Linked DNA regions of Homo sapiens: region 2 is linked to region 1. Evidence: chromatin contacts called from ENCODE Hi-C or POLR2A ChIA-PET data. All regions are on one chromosome and are shown on one strand. Each heading gives the region's core, a stretch centred on a gene start or an enhancer-like site at or near the end of the contact. The rest is flanking DNA. Distances are from core to core; before and after follow the strand shown.

Region 1 (7,183 bases), core at 2,337-4,836:
TGAGTGGTAGGTCATTTCAAAATCCTGTTGCCTATATTATGTGAATACCAGGAGGTCATCTGATACGGACTTAATAAAGGTTGATTTTGCTTTATATTGGGAGCTGAGCCACACCTCCCCTTATAACTCTATTGGTCAGTAATGGTCAGTTTGTGGCTGTTAGGAAAATGTTGCCTTTTAGCATTCCAGAACTCTAAATCCTGTAGAGGTACATGGGATATTTTATTCTTTGCCTGTACTCATAAAAATGAACAGAAGAAAATACGTTTTTTTCTTTTCTTAACTTCTTTTCTTTTAACTCTTTAAAAGGTGAAATATCAGCCCTCAAGAGACTCACTTGCTAACTTTCCTTTTTTTCTTTTTTTTTCTTTTTTTGTGTTTCTTTTTTCTTTCTCTGTTTTCTTACATGGTTCTGGTGGATTCACATTTGCTGATGCTGGTGCTGTTTTTCGTGTGATCTTCAACGTTTTTGGGTGACCATTGACCCTGTGACCTCAAAATGGTGTCCAACTAACCACTTAAAATTAACATCTTTTTTTTAATTAACGAATTTATGGTATTTTTTTTTTTCCCTTGGCGGGGATGGGGTTGGGGTTGTTTTTTCTCTATTCTAGATTATCCAGCCAAGAAGATGAAAACTACAGAGAAGGGATTTGGCTTGGTGGCTTATGCTGCAGATTCATCTGATGAAGAGGAGGAACATGGAGGTCATAAAAATGCAAGTAGTTTTCCACAGGGCTGGAGTTTGGGATACCAATATCCTTCATCACAACCACGAGCTAAACAACAGATGCCATTCTGGATGGCTCCCTAGGAAACAGTGGAACAGAGTTTTGACCCTCAGTGACTCTTCTTAGCAATAATGCATGCATTTGATTTAACAAGACTCTGGGGCCTGTGCTGGGAACCATCTGGACCTTTGCAGAAGTTAGAGATTCAGTGCCCCCCTTTCTTAAAGGGGTTCCTTAACAACCACAAAAATCCTTATTTCTGCAGTGGCATAGAATCTGTTAAAATTTAATTAGAATCACAAATTTATCTCAGAAGCTTTTTAACAGTTGGTGAAATGTGCTTGTCCAACAAAGCATCCTAACAGGGTCGTTCCCATACACATTTGACCTGGTCAGCCTTTTCCAGGTGAATAGCCCCAGTTCTGACATAAAGAAAGTTTTATTTGTATTTTACTACTGTTTGGTCAATTTTGATATATAACTGGTTACAAACAGAGCCTTACTATTTATTAGTGGGGAAATGATTTTAAGACCGTCCTTTTCAGTATTTAATTCTGACAGATCTGCATCCCTGTTTTGTTTTGGATTATTTCTGTTTTGGAAAATGCTGTCTCATTTAAAACTGTTGGATATAGCTGGATCCTGGATAGGAAAATGAAATTATTTTTTCATTGTGTTTTTTAATTGGGGTGATCCAAAGCTGGCACCTTCAGGCACATTGGTCTCATAGCCATTACTGTTTTTATTGCCCTTCTAAGATCCTGTCTTCAGCTGGGTCAGAGAAAACTTCTTGACTAAAACTGGTCAGAACTCATCACAGAAATGAAATACAGTGGTCTCTCTCTCCCAGAACTGGTTGCAGCTAAAACAGAGAGATCTGACTGCTGGCTATAGGATTTTGGACTTAATGACTGAAATTGCAAATTGTCCTTTTTCTTGGCATTACAGATTTTGCCAAAATAACTTTTTGTATCAAATATTGATGTGTGAAAGTGAAGGAGCTAGTCTGCTGAACCAGGAATAGTTTGAGATATTGAACTGTCATTTTTGCACATTTGAATACTTTGCAGGCTGGCTTTGTATAAACTTATCCTCTGGTTTCCTATATGTTGTAAATATTTAGACCATAATTTCATTATAAATAAATCTATAAATATTCTGCTTGTGGTTTCTCTGTTTTCTTCCACAACCCATCCATACACTGAAATTCATAAACTTTTTTACTCATAGCACAATGCAACTATAACATTACCAGAAAAATACATATACAGACCCCAAGGTTTGCATATAGTTCCCAGAGTTATGTAACTGCAAAATGTACCCTTAAAGTTCAAATGAAAAGGTTAAGGATTATTATGCTGGATATTTTCCATTTTCATATTTTAGCCCTCCTTTATTTAACAGCGTATTAAAAGGACTTCATGAATGAAGCGGGTTTTAAAGGAAATATGTTATTCTTGGAAAGACATTTTATTTTTTTTTGAGATGGAGTCTCGCTCTGTCACCCAGGCTGGAGTGGAATGGTGCAATCCTGGCTCACCGCAACCTCCTGGGTTCAAGTGGTTCTCCAGCCTCAGCCTCCTGAGTAGCTGGGATTATAGGCACCTACCACCATGCCCAACTAATTTTTATATTTTTAGTAGAGACAGGGAGTCACCATTTTGGCCAGGCTGGTCTTGAACTCCTGATCCTCAAGTGATCAGCCCACTTCAGCCTCCCAAAGTCCTGGGATTACAGGCGTGAGCCAGCACTCCTGGCCAGAAAGACTTAAATTTTGAGACGGAGTTTTGCTCTGTTGCCAGGCTGGAGTGCAGTGGCACCCTCTCAGCCAGCTAACTGCAACCTCCACCTCCCAGGTTCAAGTGATTCTCCTGCCTCAGCCTCCCGAGTAGCTGGGACTTATAGGCGCATGCCACCACACCCAGCTAATTCTTTTGTATTTTTAGTAGAGACGGTTTTACATGTTGGCCAGGATGGTCTCTTATTTCTTGACCTCATGACTCACCTGCCTCGGCCTCCCAGAGTGCTGGGATTACAGGTGTGAGCCACCGCGCCCGCCCGGCCCAGAAAGACATTTAAAAAGAACAGTGGTAGGCAGAGCTGCATGAGAACAATTTTCGTGTCAGTTTCTTCTAGCACCTGTGCTACGTAAATAGAGGGGAATATGGTTATAGTGGCTGCGCTTCAGTTCTGTATTTAACTCAAGGCCTCTGTTAACTCAGAGCTCTCTTTCCTGCCAGAGTGTGGTACATTTATTTAAAACAAGTTTTTGTGTGTCTTATACGTGTTTAAAATACATACAGAACTCTGATTAGGGAGTGTTGTGAACATCTGGTTTCTGAGAATGAATTTAGGTTTCAATAGCAAAAGTCATTGTGGCCGCTCCTTTAGGAAAGTCATTTTTCTCCTATGAGTAGTCATCCCCGGTAGACTTGACTGAAATCCTGTGTTTTAGGAGGATTTGGGGGGTGCCCCTGTCCTCCCTTCCTCTCATTACATTGGGTCAAATTAGTTTTGGGTTTTTTTTTTTCCCACAAGCAGCAAACAACCCTCGGTAAGTTGTTAATTTAAGTGTCCCTGCATGTCTCTTATCACGTACTCCCTTCCCTTTTGTGTAAATAATTTACTTTCTACTCGTGATTAAATACCCTTGTCTGTGAGTGCATACACCCTAGGTTGGGTAGGTGACCAGAGGACCTTCAGCGGTGGGTCCCGGAACTGGGTTTTAGGGACCTGGGAGGGGCGGGAAGAGGGCGGGGCAGGCTGTGGGCGTCACTGAGTGGCCCCGCCCCTCCTTCCGCGACTCGGGCGCCGGTGGCGCCATCTTACTCGGTTGCGGGAGGGGTCACAGGTCAGTGCCGGAGCCTCCGCGAGTGAAGGAAGACGAAGTGCGTGACCCGACCGGCTGTGGTGTTCCAGTCCCCACTGACCAGTAGGAGCAGCAGGGCGTCGGCTTGTGAGGTAGAGGGGTGGGGAGTCTGGCGGCGGAGCAGCAGCTGGGGGTGGGGAGGGGGTTCGGAGGAGAATGGGGAGGGGGCGGAACCTCTGGGTACCGCAGACGTGAGAGAACCCCTGCGGCCTAAGGGGCCGCATCCCTTTCTTCCCAAAACTTTCTCCTTGTCCCTACTGTGCCGAGACGTAAATTTATTTGTATCTTTTTATTTTTCTCTTTGGAAAAAGTAAAACCTGTGATGTGTCATGTGACTGAACTGTCTAGGAGGGAGGGTGAAGATGGGGGGGTTTCTTAGGGCCACCCGAAAGGGTGCAGTGGTGAGCAAGAGGGACAGGCCAGAGTAAGAGGGACAGGCCAGAATATGTATGGAAAGGTAAGGCACTGGCTTGAGGGCTGTCGCCGTGGTGTCTCCATCCTGGATTAAGCATTTCCTCCTCCTTTTCTAGGTGGCTTTTCCTCGGGGCAACCGAGGAAGGCCCCAAGAGGACAATGGATTCTGGAACTCGCCCAGTTGGTAGCTGCTGTAGCAGCCCCGCTGGGCTCTCACGGGAGTACAAACTAGTGATGCTGGGTGCTGGTGGTGTAGGGAAGAGTGGTAGGTAACATTTTCCATTTGACAGGAAGCATGGATGAAAAGTACTTAAATGACCAGATGGGATACTTGCTATCTTGCAATGTTAATACTTAAAATTCTCTCTGTGGGTCACCTTTGTGAGGATTTGACTTTTATTTCTTCTTTTGAAGCCATGACCATGCAGTTCATCAGCCACCGATTCCCAGAAGATCATGATCCCACCATTGGTAAGCCAGATCATCACTTATGTTTCCAAATATACCCCATAAAAATATCTTAATGAATATCAGTAGTTTCTAACTATTTATATTTTGAGGCTTTTTTGGAGTCTAATTCAGATTTATTTAGAAACAAGGGTATCAGCAGTTGGTAAGCAACTGAATATTTCTTTTTTTTTCAGACTTTATGTCATAAGCCATCTTTAGTCTTTGTCTCTTACTGAACATTAATGGGACAACTCTCTTTGTTGTATTTTTTTATGGTTGTATACAGGCCACTTAACGAAGCCTTTTCTTGCTGTCACTTCTCTAAGGGTATGACTTGAGACTCGCTCTGTAACTGTGAGTCAGCTGGTTTGAACTTCCACAAAAGGAAGCAGAGAAACAAGTAGAGCCAGGCTGCTGAACTCTTACAACCCAGACATGCCAAGCCTGGACATCTTGCACTTGGAGCTCTTGGTTTACTTCCTTATACCTTAAGTTCATTACGTAGTAATGTCTTCTCCCATGTCTGTCTGTTGTTTTTTTTTTTTTTTTGAGATGGAGTCTCGCACTGTCTCCCAGGCTGGAGGGCAATGGTGCGATCTCCGGTCACTGTAACCTCCGCCTCCCGGGTTCAAGCAATTCTCCTGCCTCAGCCTCCTGAGTAGCTGGGATTACAGGCATCTGCCACCACACCCGGCTAATTTTTGTATTTTTAGTAGAGATGGGATTTCACTATGTTGGCCAGGCTGGTCTCAAACTCCTGACCTCAAGTAATCCATCCACCTCAGCCTCGAAAAGTACTGGGATTACAGGCGTGAGCCACTGTGCCTAGCCCTCCGATGTCTTTTATGGTCCTTAACTCTTGTTGCAGAACGCTAATAGAGTAAAAAAGTCATTTTGTTTGCTTTGACTTTTTTATTTTTTAATTGCTAATCTCTACAAAGACTAAGAACATTACTGTCATTCCTAAACCATAAGGAAGCAGGTTTGATTCTAAGGGTTTATATCCTAATATGAAAGAAAAATGGATGTGGGAATGGGAGAGGGCACAGAAAGTCAGCTGTACTGTTATTTTCTTTTTTTGTTTTTTTTTTTGGAGACGGTGTCTCACCCTGTTGCCCGGGCTGGAGTGCGGTGGCACAATCTCGGCTCACTACAAGCTCCACCTCCCAGGTTCATGCCATTCTCCTGCCTCAGCCTCCCGAGTATCTGGGACTACAGGCGCCCGCCACCAAGCCCGGCTAATTTTTTTTTGTATTTTTAGTAGAGATGGGATTTCACCGTGTTAGCCAGGATGGTCTCAATCTCCTGACCTCGTGATCTGCCCACCTCGGACTCCCAAAGTGCTGGGATTACAGGCGTGACCACTGCGCCGGGCCTTATTATTTTCAGTATGTGACACTCTTTGCCATGATCCTAGTTCTCTAGGAAGGATTTCCATTGGGTCAGGCCTCTGCTGCTCTGTTTCCCGCAAAGCCAATAATGTTTTGTGGTGGCCCAGCTTTGATATGGTCATTTCATAGAGCACATGATTCCAGGGATGGGAAAAATAGAAAAAGTCTTGACTTTTTCATGTACTATATCAAATTTAGAACACTGTTCAGAGATTCAGGCCAGGCGCGGTGGCTCATGCCTGTAATCCCAGCACTTTGAGAGGTCGAGGCGGGTGGAGCACCTGAGGTCAGGAGTTCGAGACCAGCCTGGCCAACATGGTGAAACCCCATCTCTACTAAAAATACCAAAACTAGCCGGGCGTGGTGCTGGGTGCCTGTAATCCCAGCTACTGCGGGGGCTGAGGCAGGAGAATTGCTTGAACCTGGGAGGCGGAGGTTGCAGTGAGCCGAGATAGTGCCATCACACTCCAGCCTGGGGGATAAGAGCAAGCTTTTGTCTCAAAAAAAAAAAAAAAAATTGTTCAGAGATTCAAATTATGGCGGGAGTTCTAGGAATAAAATGAATTTAGGGCTTACGCATATGTACTTGAGAACTCCAAAAGCATCTTTTCCTTTCTTTTTTTTTGAGACAGAGTCTGACTCTGTCATCCAGGCTGGAGTGCAGTGGCGCCGTCTTGGCTCACTGCAAGCTCCGCCTCCCGGGTTCACGCCATTCTCCTGCCTCAGCCTCCTGAGTAGCTGGGACTACAGGGGCCCATCACCACGCCCGGCTAATTTTTTGTACCTTTAGTAGAGACAGGGTTTCACTGTGTTAGCCAGGATGGTCTCGATCTCCTGACCTCGTGATCTGTCTGCCTTGGCCTCCCAAAGTGCTGGGATTACAGGCGTGAGCCACCGTGCCCGGCCGCGTCTTTCCCTTTCTTTAAAGTAAAACTCAAATACTCGTCTCCTGTAAGAGTTATCTGTATTTTTTTTTTTGTTTTTTTTTTTTAGATGGAGTCTCACTGTCGCCCAGGCTAGAGTGCAGTGGCATGATCTCGGCTCACTGCAGGCTCCGCCCCCCCGGGGTTCATGCCATTCTCCTGCCTCAGGCTCCAGCGTAGCTGGGACTACAGGCACCCGCCACCTCGCCTGGCTAATTTTTTGTATTTTTAGTAGAGACGGGGTTTCACCGTGTTAGCCAGGATGGTCTCGATCTCCTGACCTTGTGATCCGTCCGCCTCGGCCTCCCAAAGTGCTGGGATTACAGGCGTGAGCCACCGCATCCGGCCAAGTTATCTGTTTTAATCAATTTTCCTCCAGTTAACTACTCTCCTGGCAATATTATC
Region 2 (7,500 bases), core at 5,001-7,500, 660 kb after region 1:
CCCAGCTGTGATCCAGCACCGACCCAGCCGGCAGTATGCCACGCTTGACGTCTACAACCCTTTTGAGACCCGGGAGGTGAGCTACTGGAGAGCATAGGAGTTCAAGGAAGGGAAGGGTTTGCCAGTGAGACAAGTTAGCTTGGGTACAGGGGACTTTTCTGCATGCACAGGAAGGAAGAGGCACTGTGATCTTAGTTCCCTGAGAGAGGCTAGTCAGCCATGGGATGCCTCATCCTTCTAGGGCCACCAGGGCCACCAACCCAAATGGTTTGAGCTCTAAAAGTCAGTCCTGGGAAGATCTGGAGGCTGGCAAGGCCTTAACCAATGTTCTGTATGGGAAGGCTTTCTTGAAGAAAATAAAGGTTGGGGCTGGTTGGAGTTTAGGTTAGGTGTGCAGTTTGAAAGCAAGGAATGAGGAGGACTACACCTGTTTGTCCCACTGGATTAGAAGATGGTGAGTTGTAAGAATTTAAGGGGTTTTCATGGTACTTAAAACTTAAAAAAAAAAGCCAAGCATGGTGTGCATGCCTGTAATCCCACTTGGGAGGCTGAGGTGGGAGGATTGCTTGAGCCCAGGAATTTGATGGAGACCATCCTGGGCAACAGCGAGACCCCCATCTCTTGAAACGTTTTAAAAATTGGCTAGGTGTAGTGGCACATGCCTGTAGTCCTTGCTACTTGGGAGGCTGGGATGGAAAGACTGCTTGGGCCCAGGAGTTTGAGGCTTCGATGAGTGATGATTGCACCACTGCACTCCAGCCTGGGTGGCAGAGAGACAACCCCACACTCCATCCCCAGAAGAAAAGAAAAAAAAAAAACACAGTTAAGTGGGGAGATATGGTAAATGAGTGATTTGAGTCCTCACTAAGGAATTGGATATGAGGGATGATAAGGCTGCTACAGGTCATCATAGAGTTCTCTGACAGAAATTCAACAGAAGAACTAGCTTCCTAACAAATGGGGGAAAGGCTGCTTCCTTACATCATGAGTTCTGGGTCTAAAGGTATTCAAGCAGACTCTAGATTCCTGTGTTATGAGGGACTAGATGATCACTAAGGTCTTTTCCTCAACAGCCACCACCAGCCTATGAGCCTCCAGCCCCTGCCCCATTGCCTCCACCCTCAGCTCCCTCCTTGCAGCCCTCGAGAAAGCTCAGCCCCACAGAACCTAAGAACTATGGCTCATACAGCACTCAGGTACAGGAGGTGTGCAGGTGAGGGCTGGGGAGAAGGGCCAGTCCTGGGGCCCAGGGCTCACATCTCCGTCTGCTCACACTGGGCAGGCCTCAGCTGCAGCAGCCACAGCTGAGCTGCTGAAGAAACAGGAGGAGCTCAACCGGAAGGCAGAGGAGTTGGACCGAAGGGAGCGAGAGCTGCAGCATGCTGCCCTGGGGGGCACAGCTAGTAAGTAATAGAGTGGGGAAGAGCATCTGAGAGTTTGGGAGGAGCAAAAACAGGTCTTAAGGGCCTGGGCTCGGCTGGGTGCGGTGGCTCACACCTATAATCCCAGCACTTTGGGAGGCTGAGGTGGGCGGATCACGAGGTCAAGAGATCGAGACCATCCTAGCCAACATGGTGAAACCCTGTATCTACTAAAAATACACACACACAAAAATTAGCTGGGCATGGTGGCGCGCACCTGTAGTCCCAGCTACTCGGGAGGCTGAGGCAGGAGAATCGCTTGAACCCGGGAGGTGGAGGTTGCAGTGAGCCGAGATAGCGCCACTGCACTCCAGCCTGGTGACAGAGTGAGACTCCATCTCAAAAAAAAAAAAAAACACAAACCTGGGCTCTGGAGTCAGACTGCTGAGTTTGAATTTTAGAGATACTGCTTACTAACCATGAGCTTTTAGGGAAGTTACTTAATCTTGAATGCCTCAGTTTCCCTATTTATAAAATGAAAACCACGTTTGCATCCGTTTGACAGGGTTGTTGTGAAGGTTAAACAAAATATATGTGAAGTACTTGGTACAGTGCTTAGATGTTTTAAATAATAATAAACAGTATTAATTTTTCCACTCTCACTTGTCTCCTTGGACCCCAAATTGGAGATAAAAGAGAGGATCCAGGGCTGGGTATGGTGCCTCACGCCTGTAATTCCAACACTTTGGGAGGCCGAGGCAGGCAGGTTGCTTGAGCTCAGGAGTTAGAGACCAACCTGGACAACATAGTGAGATCCTGCCTCCAAAACATTAATGAAAAAAATTAGCAGGGCATGATGGTACCTGTCTGTAGTCCTAGCTCCTCAAGAAGCTGAGGTGGACGGCCAGGCGCCGGGGCTCATGCCTGTAATCCCAGCACTCTGGGAGGCCAAGGCGGGTGGATCACCTGAGGTCAGGAGTTCAGGACCAGCCAACATGGTGAAACCCTGTCTCTACTAAAAATACAAAAATTAGCTGGGCGTGGTGGCATGTGCCCATAATCCCAGCTACTCAGGAGACTGAGGCAGGAGAATTACTTGAACCCGGGAGGCGGAGATTGCACTGAGCCAAGATCACACCACTGCACTCCAACCTGGGCAACAAGAGCGAAACTCTATCTCAGGAGAAAAAAAAAAAAAAAAAAAAGCTGAGGTGGGAGGGTTGCTTGAGCCCAGGAGGTTGAGGCTACAGTGAACCATGATCATACCACTACCTTCCAGCCTGAACAACAGAGACCCTATCTCAAAAAAAAAAAAAAAAAAAAAAGAGAGGATCCAGGGATGGAGAGAAGGGGGAGTGATTCCTTTGTTGGTCTCTGTTTTACTTCTGGGGTCCACCTGTTTTTTTGTGCCTTACAGCTCGACAGAACAATTGGCCCCCTCTACCTTCTTTTTGTCCAGTTCAGCCCTGCTTTTTCCAGGACATCTCCATGGAGATCCCCCAAGAATTTCAGAAGACTGTATCCACCATGTACTACCTCTGGATGTGTGAGTAGTGAGAAGCCTTTTGGAGGAAGTTACAGGTAGATCTCTTAACTGCCCTGGGGTCCGCTCACCAAGAACCAAACACTTCACCTCTATTTAGAACTCACCAGCCTGCTAGCAAATGTTCTTGCCCTCTCCCCACTTTTTATTGTCCATATGCAGGAATATATTTTGAATTCTTTAGATGTCTTTGGGCTGGGTGCAGTGGTATACGCCTGTAATCCCAGCACTTTGGGAAGCTGAGGTGGGTGGATAACCTGAGGTCAGAAGTTTGAGACTAGCCTGATCAACATGGAGAAACCCCATCTCTACTAAAAATACAAAATTACCTGGGCGTGGTGGCACATGCCTGTAATCCTAGCTACTCAGGAGGCTGAAGCAGGAGAATCACTTGAACCCGGGAAGTGGAGGTTGCAATGAGCCAAGATCATGCCATTGCACTCCAGCCTGGGCAACAAGAGCAAAACTCCATCTCAAAAAAAAAAAAAAAAAAAAAAAAAAAAAAAAAAAGGCCGGGCACGGTGGCTCACACCTGTAATCCCAGCACTTTGGGAGGCCCAGGTGGGCAGAACATGAGGTTAGGAGATCAAGACCATCCTGGCTAACACGGTGAAACCCCGTCTCTACTACAAATACAAAAAATTAGCCGGGCGTGGTGGCGGGTGCCTGTAGTCCCAGCTACTTAGGAGGCTGAGGTAGGAGAATGGGCGTGAACCCAGGAGGCAGAGCTTGCAGTGAGCCGAGATCCTGCCACTGCACTCCAGCCTGGGCGACAGAGCGAGATTCCATCTCAAAAAAAAAAAAAGAAAAAAAAAAATTAGCTGGGCGTGGTGGCGGGCGCCTGTAGTCCCAGCTACTCTGGAGGCTGAGGCAGGAGAATGGCGTGAACCGGGGAGGCGGAGCTTGCAGTAAGCTGAGATTGCGCCACTGCACTCCAGCCTGCGCGACAGAGCCAGACTCCGTCTCAAAAAAAAAAATGTCTTTGCAAGGGGATCACACATTATTGACATTTGCTTTCTCCATCTCCCCTGTTGAGGATTCCATGAAGGCAGCAGCTGCCTTCATTTCCTTACTCTGCCATGTTTGGTGAATATTATAGGATGAGCATAGATGGGAAGGAGCCTTCATTGCAGTCCAGAAGGGCTCCTCATCCTGTCCCTCTGCCCCTTAGGCAGCACGCTGGCTCTTCTCCTGAACTTCCTCGCCTGCCTGGCCAGCTTCTGTGTGGAAACCAACAATGGCGCAGGCTTTGGGCTTTCTATCCTCTGGGTCCTCCTTTTCACTCCCTGCTCCTTTGTCTGCTGGTACCGCCCCATGTATAAGGCTTTCCGGTAAGTGTGTTAGTGGTGGGAGAGTGATGGAGACCTGGGATGGGCCCCACGTCTGCCCATCCTTCAGCTCTAATTCTTCTCCCACCCTCCCCATTTTTTTCCTCTTTGTAGGAGTGACAGTTCATTCAATTTCTTCGTTTTCTTCTTCATTTTCTTCGTCCAGGATGTGCTCTTTGTCCTCCAGGCCATTGGTATCCCAGGTTGGGGATTCAGGTTTGTGAGGCTGTTATCCACCCTCACCTTTCCCTCTAGATCCAGCCAGCACTGGGTGCTGGGATAGGAGTTGTTCAGAAAAAGGAAATGTGGTTTTAATCCTTGGGAGGTACTAGTTTAATGAGATACAAGACATACTTCCAGGATAGAGCGCAGACAGCACTCTTGACACATATAGATTGAAGGGAAGAATGCTGCATTTGGCCAATCTAAGGTGGCTTCCTGGAGGAGGCATAGAACCATGGTTGAAAGGAGGAAGAAGAATCCCCAGATGAGTGCCTGGAAGAGCTTGGAGAGCTCAGGGCTAATGGTTCAGAAACTGGAATTAAACTATGAAGAGATTAGATACAGTTTGGGATTGTGGTGCTTGGAATGCTGCTCGATTGACAGGGAGCCACTGCTGATGGGAAGGGTAGGAACAGGGGATGCTGGTGACATAACCAGTGGAGAAGCTGAGGAGCCCCTCTTCACTGGTACATCCTTCCCTTTACAGTGGCTGGATCTCTGCTCTGGTGGTGCCGAAGGGCAACACAGCAGTATCCGTGCTCATGCTGCTGGTCGCCCTGCTCTTCACTGGCATTGCTGTGCTAGGAATTGTCATGCTGAAACGGGTGAGGGCTGTGTCGAAGGTGGGGCCGGGATGGTGAGATCATGGGTCCCCAGGGGCGTGGGTGGAACATTCAGGAGCAACTGGCACAGGTCAGGCTGCTGGGTTGTTCTCAGCTAATGGACCTCTGGGGTGTGTGTTTCTGTGTGTGAGTGTGTGTGCTGGGCAGCAGGCTGCTGAGTGGTAGTGATGCTGTTAGGCTGGGGTGGGGAACCAGTGGCTGGAATGGGCGGTAATGTCTTTGTCCTCTACTTGCAGATCCACTCCTTATACCGCCGCACAGGTGCCAGCTTTCAGAAGGCCCAGCAAGAATTTGCTGCTGGTGTCTTCTCCAACCCTGCGGTGCGAACCGCAGCTGCCAATGCAGCCGCTGGGGCTGCTGAAAATGCCTTCCGGGCCCCGTGACCCCTGACTGGGATGCCCTGGCCCTGCTACTTGAGGGAGCTGACTTAGCTCCCGTCCCTAAGGTCTCTGGGACTTGGAGAGACATCACTAACTGATGGCTCCTCCGTAGTGCTCCCAATCCTATGGCCATGACTGCTGAACCTGACAGGCGTGTGGGGAGTTCACTGTGACCTAGTCCCCCCATCAGGCCACACTGCTGCCACCTCTCACACGCCCCAACCCAGCTTCCCTCTGCTGTGCCACGGCTGTTGCTTCGGTTATTTAAATAAAAAGAAAGTGGAACTGGAACTGACATCCCCGTTTCCTGAATCTTCATTGGGAATTAGGCCTTATGAAAGAGAAAGGAGAGTGTGGAGTGAGGTGGGAAGGTCGGACCCGGCTTTAGTGTAAACTGGGAGATATGAGGGGCGGGGCGGTGGAGCCCGAGTGGCTGGCGCAGGAAGGAGGTGGGAAGTCCACGGAAACGCGAAACCCGGAGACGCCAGGGAGCCCTGCTCCCCACCCCTCTCCATTAATGACGGGGAAGAGCCACCGCCTCTGCCGGGAACGCCAAGGAATACGCGGGCCTGGAGCCTGAAAAGCTGGATGGGGCTCAAGTGGAGGCCCAAAGGATCACTAGCAGCCTAGCCAGGGTCCAGAGCGAGGCAGGGACTGGAGGAGCGCTTATCCGACTGCCTCGCCCTGCCGCGGGATCCCCCAACCCCGACAGGGTCTCAGTCCCGAACTACAACTCCCGGGGTGCACCGCGCCGGCCCTCGCCGCCATGCCCCTCCTTCCCGCACCATCCCCATTCCCATCCCCCTTCTCTAGTCCCCGACCTGCGGCAGCCGGAGCTCGGGGAGCGGAGCGTGGTGGGGAGGGGAGCGGGACAGGCGACACAGGAGACAGCGGCGCCGCGGCCTCTCCCCACCAGGCGGCCCCGGATCCTACTGGACGCCCTGAGGGCACACCGACCGCGCCTCTAGAGTCACCCCACGCCGACCCCTCCCCTCTTCTCTAGACTTATTTCCATCCTTCCCGCTTTTACCCTCCCCACCCCTCCCTGGGCTCCAGGCCGCCGCCCCCTCCTCACTCCTGGACCGGCCCTTCTCGGTGCCCCTCTTCCCTAGGGAGATGCGATGAGCCGGTGCCCCCGCGTCCTCATCGTCGCCCCGGGCACGGTGCCCGTCCAGTGCCCGTGGTGGGGAGGGAGCACTCCGCGGTCCCTCCGTGACGCCCCTCGCTTGGCCCCCCCCACAGCTGGCGTCCCTCGGCCATGCCCCAGGGGACCCAGCCAGGGGGTGGGCTCTAGAGCGAGTGGGGTGGAGAGGAGAAAGGACGGGGCCTTGGGCGCCTCTGAGATGCTCCCAAGTGCCAGGGAGGGCCGAGCGAGGCGCAGGCAACCGGGCAGCAGGCATGATGCCCTCGCCTAGTGACTCCAGCCGCTCGCTGACCAGCCGGCCCAGCACCAGGGGCCTTACCCACCTCCGCCTCCACCGACCCTGGCTGCAGGCCCTGCTTACGCTGGGGCTGGTCCAAGTGCTCCTGGGCATCCTGGTGGTCACCTTCAGCATGGTGGCCTCTTCCGTCACCACCACCGAGAGCATCAAGAGGTCCTGCCCGTCTTGGGCTGGGTTCTCGGTGAGTTGGGTGCACAGTTGTTGGGTGGGGGAGGCTCCTCGGGCCCCACCCTCCACACCAGCTGCAAGTCCACATGCTTGCCTCTCCTCCCTCTCCTGGTCCTCTGCCTCCTTACAGGGCTGGGTGCATCCTGTGGTGAGGGGCTCACTCAGGAGCCTCCCCTGCCAGGCTGAGCCTGTGCCCACTCTGTCCCCAGCTGGCGTTCTCCGGGGTGGTTGGCATTGTGTCCTGGAAGCGGCCATTCACTCTAGTGGTAGGTGCCAGGGTCCAGTGCCCACTGGGAGGCAGGTGCCCAGCACGCAAGGGGAAGCCCATTTATGTCCTCAAGAAGGGAACTGGCTCCCCAGTTGGTGCCAGCCGGGTGGGCACGAAGTGTCTGTGAAGGAGGGGGACTCTGTCCGTGGCAGAGGAGTACTCATG

What was found. Hi-C counts contacts between places; a loop is a spot of excess contacts on that map. ChIA-PET counts read pairs that join two places held with the same protein, here RNA polymerase II (POLR2A). Pooled maps may share reads with other maps.
Region 2: a pooled map shows a loop between it and region 1 (4-fold over the local background). The contact joins the promoter of ENTREP3 here to the promoter of RIT1 in region 1. A Hi-C loop is called at or near these places in 1 of 168 maps with a recorded cell type or tissue (B cell), 2 of 37 single-sample maps with no recorded cell type and 11 of 50 pooled maps. POLR2A ChIA-PET finds 5 or more read pairs at or near these places in 2 of 52 experiments (PC-9 and activated T-cell).

Annotation. Positions count from the first base shown.
Region 1 is chr1:155,907,752-155,914,934 of GRCh38, reverse strand. It overlaps RIT1 (Ras like without CAAX 1), which reads left to right and starts at 3,586. Exons shown (of 6, transcript NM_006912.6): 1 at 3,586-3,692; 2 at 4,131-4,279; 3 at 4,429-4,485. The coding sequence starts at 4,174. It overlaps KHDC4 (KH domain containing 4, pre-mRNA splicing factor), which reads left to right. Exons shown (of 14, transcript NM_014949.4): 14 at 615-1,890. The coding sequence ends at 814.
Region 2 is chr1:155,254,233-155,261,732 of GRCh38, reverse strand. ENTREP3 (endosomal transmembrane epsin interactor 3) reads left to right here and starts at 6,250. Exons shown (of 12, transcript NM_006589.3): 1 at 6,250-7,080; 2 at 7,277-7,333. The coding sequence starts at 6,856. SCAMP3 (secretory carrier membrane protein 3) reads left to right here. Exons shown (of 9, transcript NM_005698.4): 2 at 1-76; 3 at 1,074-1,196; 4 at 1,283-1,403; 5 at 2,779-2,907; 6 at 4,076-4,235; 7 at 4,347-4,448; 8 at 4,942-5,059; 9 at 5,314-5,752. The coding sequence ends at 5,460.